2 separate regions of the Mus musculus genome follow, and region 1 is linked to region 2. The links are chromatin loops, found by intact Hi-C in ENCODE. Cell type or tissue: heart. All regions are shown on one strand.

Evidence for each region. Peaks named below come from ENCODE experiments on the same cell type or tissue, not always from the same donor. Only the 100,000 strongest peaks of a DNase experiment are listed, where the experiment ranks them.
Region 1: a loop joins it to region 2, with 4 times the contacts of the local background. A loop is called at or near these places in 4 of 42 quality-filtered maps.

The regions. Positions count from the first base shown.
Region 1 is chr9:39,200,543-39,205,542 of GRCm38, reverse strand. No RefSeq gene overlaps it. Among named protein-coding and RNA genes, the nearest start is that of Olfr944, 14 kb to the left of the region's middle. In heart, no CTCF peak of the experiment used is centred here; no DNase peak of the experiment used is centred here.
Region 2 is chr9:39,125,057-39,130,056 of GRCm38, reverse strand. Olfr27 (olfactory receptor 27) reads right to left here and starts at 1,890. Exons shown (of 2, transcript NM_146829.2): 1 at 1,836-1,890. In heart, no CTCF peak of the experiment used is centred here; no DNase peak of the experiment used is centred here.

The DNA of each region.
Region 1 (5,000 bases), 75 kb before region 2:
ATTCTTATATGTATGGCATATAAGATGGCTATAACATTGATAAAAGTTTTTCAGTACAAAAACATAAACATTTTTATGAACAAAAGCCAAAAAAAATTGCATTTTTCGTTTCAGTCTTAGCCTATTCTCTAAGAGAAAACAACTTCTGAAGAATAGCACTTGTCCAATCTCTATCTCTTTTCAATATCAAGTCAACAGCTATAAATTGCTCCTATTCTATATGTAAGCAAACTGACTTTTAATATTATATCACATGCCCACATTCTATACTCAGTCATTAAGCATTCTTCAGTCACTATTCCTTCTTTGTTAATTATTGGATTTGGAGATTATATTGTATGGTACATGGACTGGTAGCTTATACAAACATTAAATTTTCCTAAGATTATTTATTCACCTATTAAAATTGAATATGGAGCGTTTAACTTTATGCATAATTTCATGAAGAGAAATTTCTTCTGGTAGTATGTGGAGATCTGAATCACCTAAAGTATTAGGAATAAAATTTCTAAAACCATAGAAATATCAAATGAATTATGCGCATGGGATCTATTAGGTTGAGTAAAATTACTCTAAGACCATGCTTCAAAGACAGAACCTGGAAAATGTTTCCACCTACCCACATATTGTTCCTCCTAATTCTATCTCTGTTTCTTACTCCCCATCTCTTTCTAAATTTTGCTAAATTACAAAGCAAATAACTCTGAACTTTGGTCACTGCTGCACTATAAATTAATGTGACATCTCCTCTGCTTTAAGGAAGTCACAACCTAAATCTTCCCTATTAGTGTATATTAATTAGAGATGGGTTCTAAATATGTGGTAAAATTTGCAGACAAAATAAAACTAGGAGGAAGATGCAATAAAAGTTGTAACTGAATGGGTTATTATTGCATAATCATGGACTAACAAACACAAAATACAGCAATATACCACTATTAACAGTATTGATGCATAATAAACAAAAATATGTCTAAATTCACAACCATAAAATCAATGCTATTCAATATTTTCAGTATTTAAAGTTTTGATGTTAACATTTTAATCATTCATAAATATGTTTCATTACCTAATTATTCCAAAGTCTATAGATTTAATATTTTTCTCTGAAAATTCATGTTGGTCTCCAGTAATTATTATAATAAAATAAAATTTTGAAATATGTTATATGTAAGCATAGTTGTTCAAATTATGCAAGTAACCACAATTTAGTTCTGTGGTCTTATTTTATATAAAATAAAAGAGGTCTAATCTTGTTGATATTAATTACATCAGTTAAGGTCATAATTGTAGGAATCACTGATTAAGATGGTTTTGTTCTGTCTAATTCTTTGAAGTTTGTTGTTGTTGTTGTTGTTGTTGCTGTTTTCTTTTTGAATTAAATTGAATGAGAGATCACACATTACTCATGGTGAGGAGTATCTTTTCTAACCAGCATGCCTTCAAATTACTAAGACCTCATCCATACAAGAAAAAGATAATTTTAACTCATTATATATTAAAATAAAAACAAACTAATAAATCAGTTTACATATGAAAACAGTAAAAATAAATTTTTAAAAATGGCAAAATTAACAACTAATTTGTATTTAACTGACAACATATATATGAATGTGTGTGTGTGCTTTGATTTGTGTGTATATGTGTTTCAAATTTCTATGTAAAAATATAGATAAATATTTAATAAATGAAATAATAAAATTCATAGAATAAGTGAAAATTAATGGAAATACATAACTTTTCATGAAAACCAAGTCTTAGAATGTATCAAATTTTACTTTATTATTTTAGATTATCCTAATACATTATGTCACAGTGATTTCTGAAAGATCTCTGGTGTGACTTAGCTCTATAGCTGTTGAAATGGAATACAGCCAAGATGTCACAATGATATCTGAAAGTTAAACCAATAAGCTCCTTAATGCTACCATTTATCACAGTTTTACTCTCTCCCAAGGCTTTGCTAAGGCTTCAATTTCTTCCATGTCCATGAAGTTAGGAAACAATAATATAAAGCTAATATGCTAAAGTTCAGGCAGTCACATTTACTCTGTATGTTCTAGCCAAGAGAAAATATTGGCAACAAAAAGTAAAGATGTTGATAGGGGTGATATATTAAGTATGCAGTAAACATATTGTTAGAAAGTTTGTGATGTTTGGAAGCATAACAGATACAGACTTTAATAATTAAATGGGAATATTATGCCAGCTTTTTCTCTGAAAAAGGGAAAATATTTATTTTTGTTCATGGGCTATACTGAACAAATGTGATGATAATTTCATTTATAAACCTAGAGAAGCAAGTCCCTTAAATTTATTTGTAAAACTACCACTGTGAATTATCAAGGTTTGGTCTTTTGCTGAGTATTGTAACACTAAGTGTAGGCCCCCAAGACCTGGATTCCCCTGAAAAGAGAGTCCACATATAGACCAAACTGAAGCTATGTGACCTTTTCCTCAAGTTTCCTTGATGGGTACATAAGGATATCAACAGCGAATTGCTAACCAGAAGAAATATAAGTAGAGTTTAGGATTCCTAAGCTGGATTCCAGAGAACACCACAAGTTGGGGAGAATAAGATGAATGGAGGATAAAGTCGCAATGGGGTAAGAATTTTCAAATAATGGCCATGTGGTTAGGCTAACTGGAGGTAAGAGCAGCCCAGATGAAACATGGCAAATTATATGATAGGATTATTGGCAAATAGACAAAATAGCTTAGAAGATAAATATCTGCCCAGCTCTCCTGCCAATTAAGGCCTGTTATAAATGTATAATGTGTGCTGTGCATGTGTGTGTGTGTGTGTGTGTGTGTGTGTGTGTCTTTTATCTGGGAACTAAATGGTTAAAGTTAGGGAAGAAACCCTCAAATACAGATAAAAAATTTCATCAACAGTCCACTCATTTGATCCTGTTAAATTCTTCATGCATATAACCCCCTCCTTCTGTGATGGACATAATCGCTGCTTACAGTTTGTTGTCTCCGTTTTACAAGGCTCTTCATTCTATTTGAAAGAGAATCACTATGCTCTTTTTCTTTGTTATTTGATAAATATAAAATTCGTTCTATATCCCACTTAAAAGTATTACTAACATGGTGTGATTCTCCAAAATCTTGAAAAGGATTTATTCTGAACCTCATGTTTCCTTTGGAAATAAACTATACTACTAGCCAGATGAACTTTGGACTTATTTGCCAGTCCCCTCAGGAATACATATCTGACACATTACAGGTTTGTATAGTACTTTTAAGAATAAAGGAGTAATTAGCTGAAGGAATGGGAATATTCAGCCTCTTAACTTCATACAGGGATTGTTCCATTTGTTATAGTCCTAAATAAAAATTATGATTATGTGACAAATACACACTACCTCATCTCTACTGACATTTTCAACGTCAAATTTTATTTGCTGCTTGCCAATGGCATTGATACTGGAATGGGGAGAAGCAGGCACCAAGTACTCTGCAGTTAACATTTAAAAGACAAGGGCTAGTCATCAATATCAGCAATACCTTTGAGCCTGGTCTGCTTTTCCATTCACATTCTTCCAGGACTCAACTCTTCTTTACCTCTGTTGTTTCTATTTCACACCCACAGTCAACTGAGCAGTTATGAAGCTCTGCCCTGAGTTTAACTTCTTCAGATACTGTTTGCTGTGAAATAAATATTCCCCATGGACACTCATTATTTTACAAATGTACTAATGAGAAAAATAAACAACTATCAGTGCTAATTCCCCAACTCTGAAGATATTCTCCATATGATTTGAGTTTGTTTATATGGTGGATTATGTTGATGGAATTTCATATACTGAACCATTTCTGCATGCCTGGGATTAAGCATAATTGATCATGATGTATGATACTATTGATGTATTCTTGTATTTAGTTTGTGAGAAATTTTTTATTACATATTTTCCTCAGTTACATTTCCAATGCTATCCCAAAATTCCCCCATACCCTCCCCCCACTTCCCTACCCACCCATACCCATTTTTTTTTTGGCCCTGGCATTCCCCTGTAGTGGGGCATATAAAGTTTGCGTGTCCAATGGGCCTCTCTTTCCAGGGATGGCCGACTAGGCCATTTTTTGATACATATGCAGCTAGAGTCAAGAGCTCCGGGGTACTGGTTAGTTCATAATGTTGTTGCACCTACAGGATTGCAGACCTCTTTAGCTCCTTGGATACTTTCTCTAGCTCCTCCATTGGGGGCCCGGTGATCCATCCAATAACTGACTATGAGCATCCACTTATGTGTTTGCTAGGCCCCGGCCAAGTCTCACAAGAGACAGCTATATCAGGGTCCTTCCAGCAAAATCTTGCTAGTGTATGCAATGGTGTCAGGATTTGGAGGCTGATTGTGGGATGGATCCCAAGGTATGGCCGTCTCTAGATGGTCCCTCCTTTTGTCTCAGCTCCAAACTTTGTCTCTTTAACTCCTTCCATGGGTGTTTTGTTCCCAATTATAAGAAGGGGCAAATTATCCACACTTTGGTCTTCAGTTTTCTTTAGTTTCATGTGTTTCGCAAATTATATCTTATATCTTGTGTATTTTAAATTTCTGGGCTAATATTCACTTATCAATGCATACATATCATGTGAGTTATTTTGTGATTGAGTTACTTCACTCAGGATGATGCCCTCCAGGTCCATCCATTTGGCTAGGAATTTCATAAATTCATTCTTTTTAATAGCTGAGTAGTACTCCATTGTGTAAATGTATCACATTTTCTGTATCCATTCCTCTATTGAGGGGCATCTGGGTTCTTTCCAGCTTCTGACTATTATAAACAAGGCTGCTATGAACATAGTGGAGCATGTGCCCTTCTTACTGGTTGGAACATCTTTTGGATATATGCCCAGGAGAGGTATTGCAGGATCCTCCGGTAGTACTATGTCCAATTTTTTGAGGAACAGCCAGACTGATTTCCAGAGTGGTTGTACAAGCTTGCAATCCCACCAAAAATGGAGGAGTGCTCCTCCTTCTTCACATCATTGC
Region 2 (5,000 bases):
AAGCAGTAAAAATAAATTTTGAAAAAAGGCCAAATTAACATCTAAATTGTATTTAAATGACAACATATACATAAGTGTGTGTGTGCTTGTCTTTGTGTGTGTATGTGTGTGTTTCTAATTCCTATGTAAAAATATAGGTAAATATTAAATAAATTAAATAACAAAATTCATAGAATAAGTGAAAATGAATGGAAATGCTTAACTTTTCATGAAAACCAAATCTTAGAATGTATCAAATTATACTTTATTATTTTAGATTATCGTAATACATTACGTAACAGTCATTTCTGAAAGATCTCTGATGTGACTTCTCAGCTCTATAGCTGTTGAAATGGAATACAGCCAAGATGTCACAATGATATCTGAAAGTTAAACCAATAAGCTACTTAGTGCTCACCATTTACCACAGTTTTACTCTCTTCCAAGGCTTTGCTAAGGCTTCCATTTCTTACATGTTCCATGAAGTTAGGAAACAATAATATGAAACTAATATGCTAAACTTCAGGTAGTGACATTCACTGTGGATGTTCTAGACAAGAAAAGATATTGGCAACAAAAAGTACAGATTTGATAGGGGTGATATATTTAGTATGCAGCAAATATATTGTTAGAAAGTTTGTGAGGTTTGGAAGTATAACAAATACAGACCTTAATAATTAAATGGGGATATTATGCCAGTTTCTTATCTAAAAAAGGGAAAATATTTATTTTTTGTTTATGGGTTATACTGCACAGATATGAAGATAATTTACATTTATAAACCTAGAGAAGCAAGTTCCTTAAATTTATTTGTAAAACTACCACTGTCAATTGTCATGGTTTTGTCTTTTGCTGTGTATTGTATCACTAAGTGTAGGACCCCAAGACCTGGATTCCCCTGAAAAAAGAGTTCACACATAGACCAAACTGAAGCTATGTGAAGTCCCCTGAAGTTTCCTTGATTGGTACATAAGGATGTCAACAGCCAATAGCTAACCAGAAGAAACATTTGTAGAGTTTAGGATTCCTAAGCTGGATGCCAGAGAACACCACAAGTTGGGGAGGATAAGGTGAATGGAGGATAAAGTTGCAATGGGGTAAGAATTTTCAAAAAATGGCCATGTGGTTTGGCTAACTGGACATAAGAGCAGCCCACATGAAACATGGCAAATTAAATGATAGGATTATTGGCAAATAGAAAAAAATAGCATAGAAGATAAATATCTCTCAGCTCTCGTGATGATTAAGGCTTGTTATAAGTGTATATTCTGTGCTGTGCACTTGTTTGTGTGTGTGTGTGTGTGTGTGTGTGTGTGTGTGTGTGTGTGTGTGTGTGTGTGTTTTATCTGGGAACTAAATGGTTAGAGGTAGGGAAGAAACCCTCAGATATAGACAAAATTTTCTTCAACAGTATACTCATTTGACCCTCTTAAATTCTTCATGCAAAAAACCCCCTCCTTCTGTGATGGACATAATCATCTGCTTACAGTTCGTAGAGTATATTATAGTTGTTTGTTGTCTCCATTTTACAAGGCTCTTCATTCTATTTGAAAGAGAATCACTATGCACTTTTCCTTTGTTATTTGATAAATATATAATTCCTTCTATATCCCATTTAAAAGTATTACTGACATGGTGTAATTCTCCAAAATCTTGTAAAGGATTTACTCTGAACCTCATGCTTCCTTGGGAAATAAAGAATACTACTAGCCAGATGACCTTTTGGACTTATTTGCCAGTCCCCGCAGTAATACATGTCTGACGCATTACAGCTGTGTATAGTTCTCTCAAGAAGCACCAAGTTTTCTGCAGTTAGCATTTAAAAGACAAGATCTAGTAGTCAATATCAACAATACCTTTGAGCCTGGTCTGCTTTTCCATTCACCTTCTTCCAGGACTCAACTCTTCTTTGCCTGTGTAGTTTCTATTTCACACCCACACTCAACTGAGCAGTTATGAAGCTCTGTCTTGAGTTTATCTTCTCCAGGTACTGTTTGCAGTAAAATAAATATTCCCTATGGATACTCATTATTCTACAAATGTTCTAATGAGAAAAGTAAACAATTATGAGTACTAATTCTCCAATTGCCAAGACAATCTACAGATGATTTCTGGTAACTTCTAACTGTCAACTCCTACAAAAGATTTTGCATGTGGATCACTGAAGAGCTGTGGAAAAATGATCCAGCATGTGTTGGTGGGTATGAGATTCTCTACATTTCTTAGGAGCCTTTGGATGACACAACAGACAAAGGCCACAGTGAAGTAACCAGGTTTTAGAGAAGCAATGACTTTTCTGATGAGCTATATATCTATTTTAAGTTTAACATTATTTATATAACAAATTTATTCACAAGAATGTTGTTAACAGTTTCCCCAAGAACACAAACTGCCTTGCTCTCTTCCTCATTAATAAACCAGGAAAACAAAAGAAAGGTCTACATGAAAGAGATAGGGGCACCACTGTGACAATAGGAGGAGTTGAGTTATTTTAGGACCAAATAGATTGAAAAGAGAACAGTCTAAATTCTTAAACTATCAAGGGGGTTTGTAATGCTAATATGTCACTGCGGGGCAATGGTTGCACACACCTTTAATTCCAGCACTTGGGAGGCAGAGGCAGGCAGATTTCTGAGTTAGATTCCAGCCTGCTCTACAGAGTGAGTCCCAGGAAAGCCAGAGCTATACAGAGAAACCCTATCTCAAAAAAAAAAAAATTAAAAAAAAGGACTAATGTGTTTTCAATTCTAACCTATTTAATATGGTTTAAATAATTCATTCCTTATTTTTATTCTTTAAGCATTAATGATAATAAATATTCAAATTAATGGAGAGCATGCAAAATGTAGTTAATATTTATACCATTCAACACAACACAATATTCTATAGAAATTCAAAATATCTTTAAAGATAATTTTCATAGGAAAAAGTGATAGAAAACAGGTTTGCATTCACATATTATTAAACTAGTGTGCTTCCTTCGAGTGAATAGTAACTTAGGTGATATATGGGACATTTGGAAAATTTCAGAAAGCCAGGTATATAACTGGATAAAGATTATAGTGCAATATGTGAAAGTTAGCAAATAGTAGTTTATTTAATGTACTGTAGCTATATTCAACTGTTCTGCCAATCCTATTTTTAACATATTTTAGTTTCTTGTACATTTTCTTTTTGTATTTATTTTTATTAATAAACATTAATTTTTGTATATGTGTTTATTATGCTAACATTAATATGATTTTTTCATGAAACCTTCATGCTTCTAATACATTTCCCATTAGTAATTGGCCAATTTTGTCATTTCATTGACCTAATAGACCTAGAAAACTTGTATGAGACCAAATATGAGTAATATATAATGGATAGTTTCTACTTCTCTCTTCTGGTGGCCTGTTGCAACTGTAATAAGGCTTATTCTGAATTATCAGGTACAAATTCAGCAGTCTCCATATGCAAAACAACTCTTTCTAAATATAAATAATCAGTGATTATGCTAAGAATTTCAGGAAAACCTAATAATACTGTAAGAATTGCATATAATTATAACTTTTGGATTGAGGTGTATGGACTCCTGTGCACCTTGCTTATTTTTTCCAATTTACAAACATGTCAATACCATCTTGTTTGAATCCTTAGAGTATTGTTGCCTCTGAAATTGGTGTTCAACTTATGACATGTAGAAGAATCCAATGAGTTCCTTTTATAAACTGTATACGTTTGCTTTTCAGATACTTGTTGTTAGTCTCACCCAAGTAATTACTACCATCTCTTTTCTGATCTTCATTGATAACCCATAATGGCATAATCTCAGCATTTGTAAGAGTTATTACAATTTCAGCTGGATCTTTTCCTGATGATTGATAAATTCTTATTCTACTTTTTATAACTAAGTCAGAAGGCTTTTCTATATATGTCTTCAATTTTTTACTTTGTTCATGAGCTAATACAGTCTATATCTTCCATTTACATATTGAACCCAGTAGGAGATGTATCGAAGGCAAAAATGATCAAAATATGAGCAAGTTTAGGATCAGTTTGAGTCACGTATGCACCTTTCACTGTTCTCAAAGAATTATTTATTTTTCTGCTTCAGTTGTTAGACATCTTGGACTGTTTAGATTAAAATCTCTTGTAATGTTTGAGCAAAATTACACCATTAATATGTATTTAATGCAATCGTAATCGTAGGCCTTAAACAGTTAATATCTCCCATTCATTTTTGAAAATCCTTAAGTATTCTCAATTCATATGAATCTATACCTTTTATGGTCTTATATTTTGTTGAATGATTTTGTGCATCACCCCCGTGCTACAAACTTTTTGGCTGCCAGTTCCTTCACACTAATGCATAACAATACAGCCTCCAATAACTCAAAGAGACATTGCCCTAAATCCTGGTCACATTTCTAGGATAAGAATTATATAAAACATTATCACAATTTAGAAGTATCTTTAGAGATCTGTTTTCCTGGGTTGATTCAGAATGACTCCATCCATGAGTTACCATTTTTAAGCTAACATTCTTTACCAATATTACAAATTTCTAATCATCCCCAATAACTTATAAGCCAGCACTCTATATCCAAGAAATGCAGAACATATTTATACTTTTAAAGCCAGTCAGAAACAAAAATGAAGTGTCTACACACATCTTATATATTTAGACCAAACAAAATGTTCCTATCCTTTCTAGCTTAAATTTCAAGAGAAAAAGTACCTTGTCACTTGCTGAACACAATAAACACAATTGCAGAGATTTTTCTAATCAGCCCCTAGCAGGGCTTCTACAGCTGTGCTTGACTCCCAGCTACAGTGCAGGGTAACTTATCAGTTTTTGCTGTGCAAATTGAGACTGCCTTTTAAACAACTTAAATCAAATCAAGTGGTGGATAGCCAGCAGATAAAGTTTTATCCAATTTTTTTTTCTTCTCAACATGAAACACAGAAAAACAATCATTCAAAAAAACAAAACAAAAACAGACATGTGGACAGATGTGTCAACCAAGGACAGAAAATAG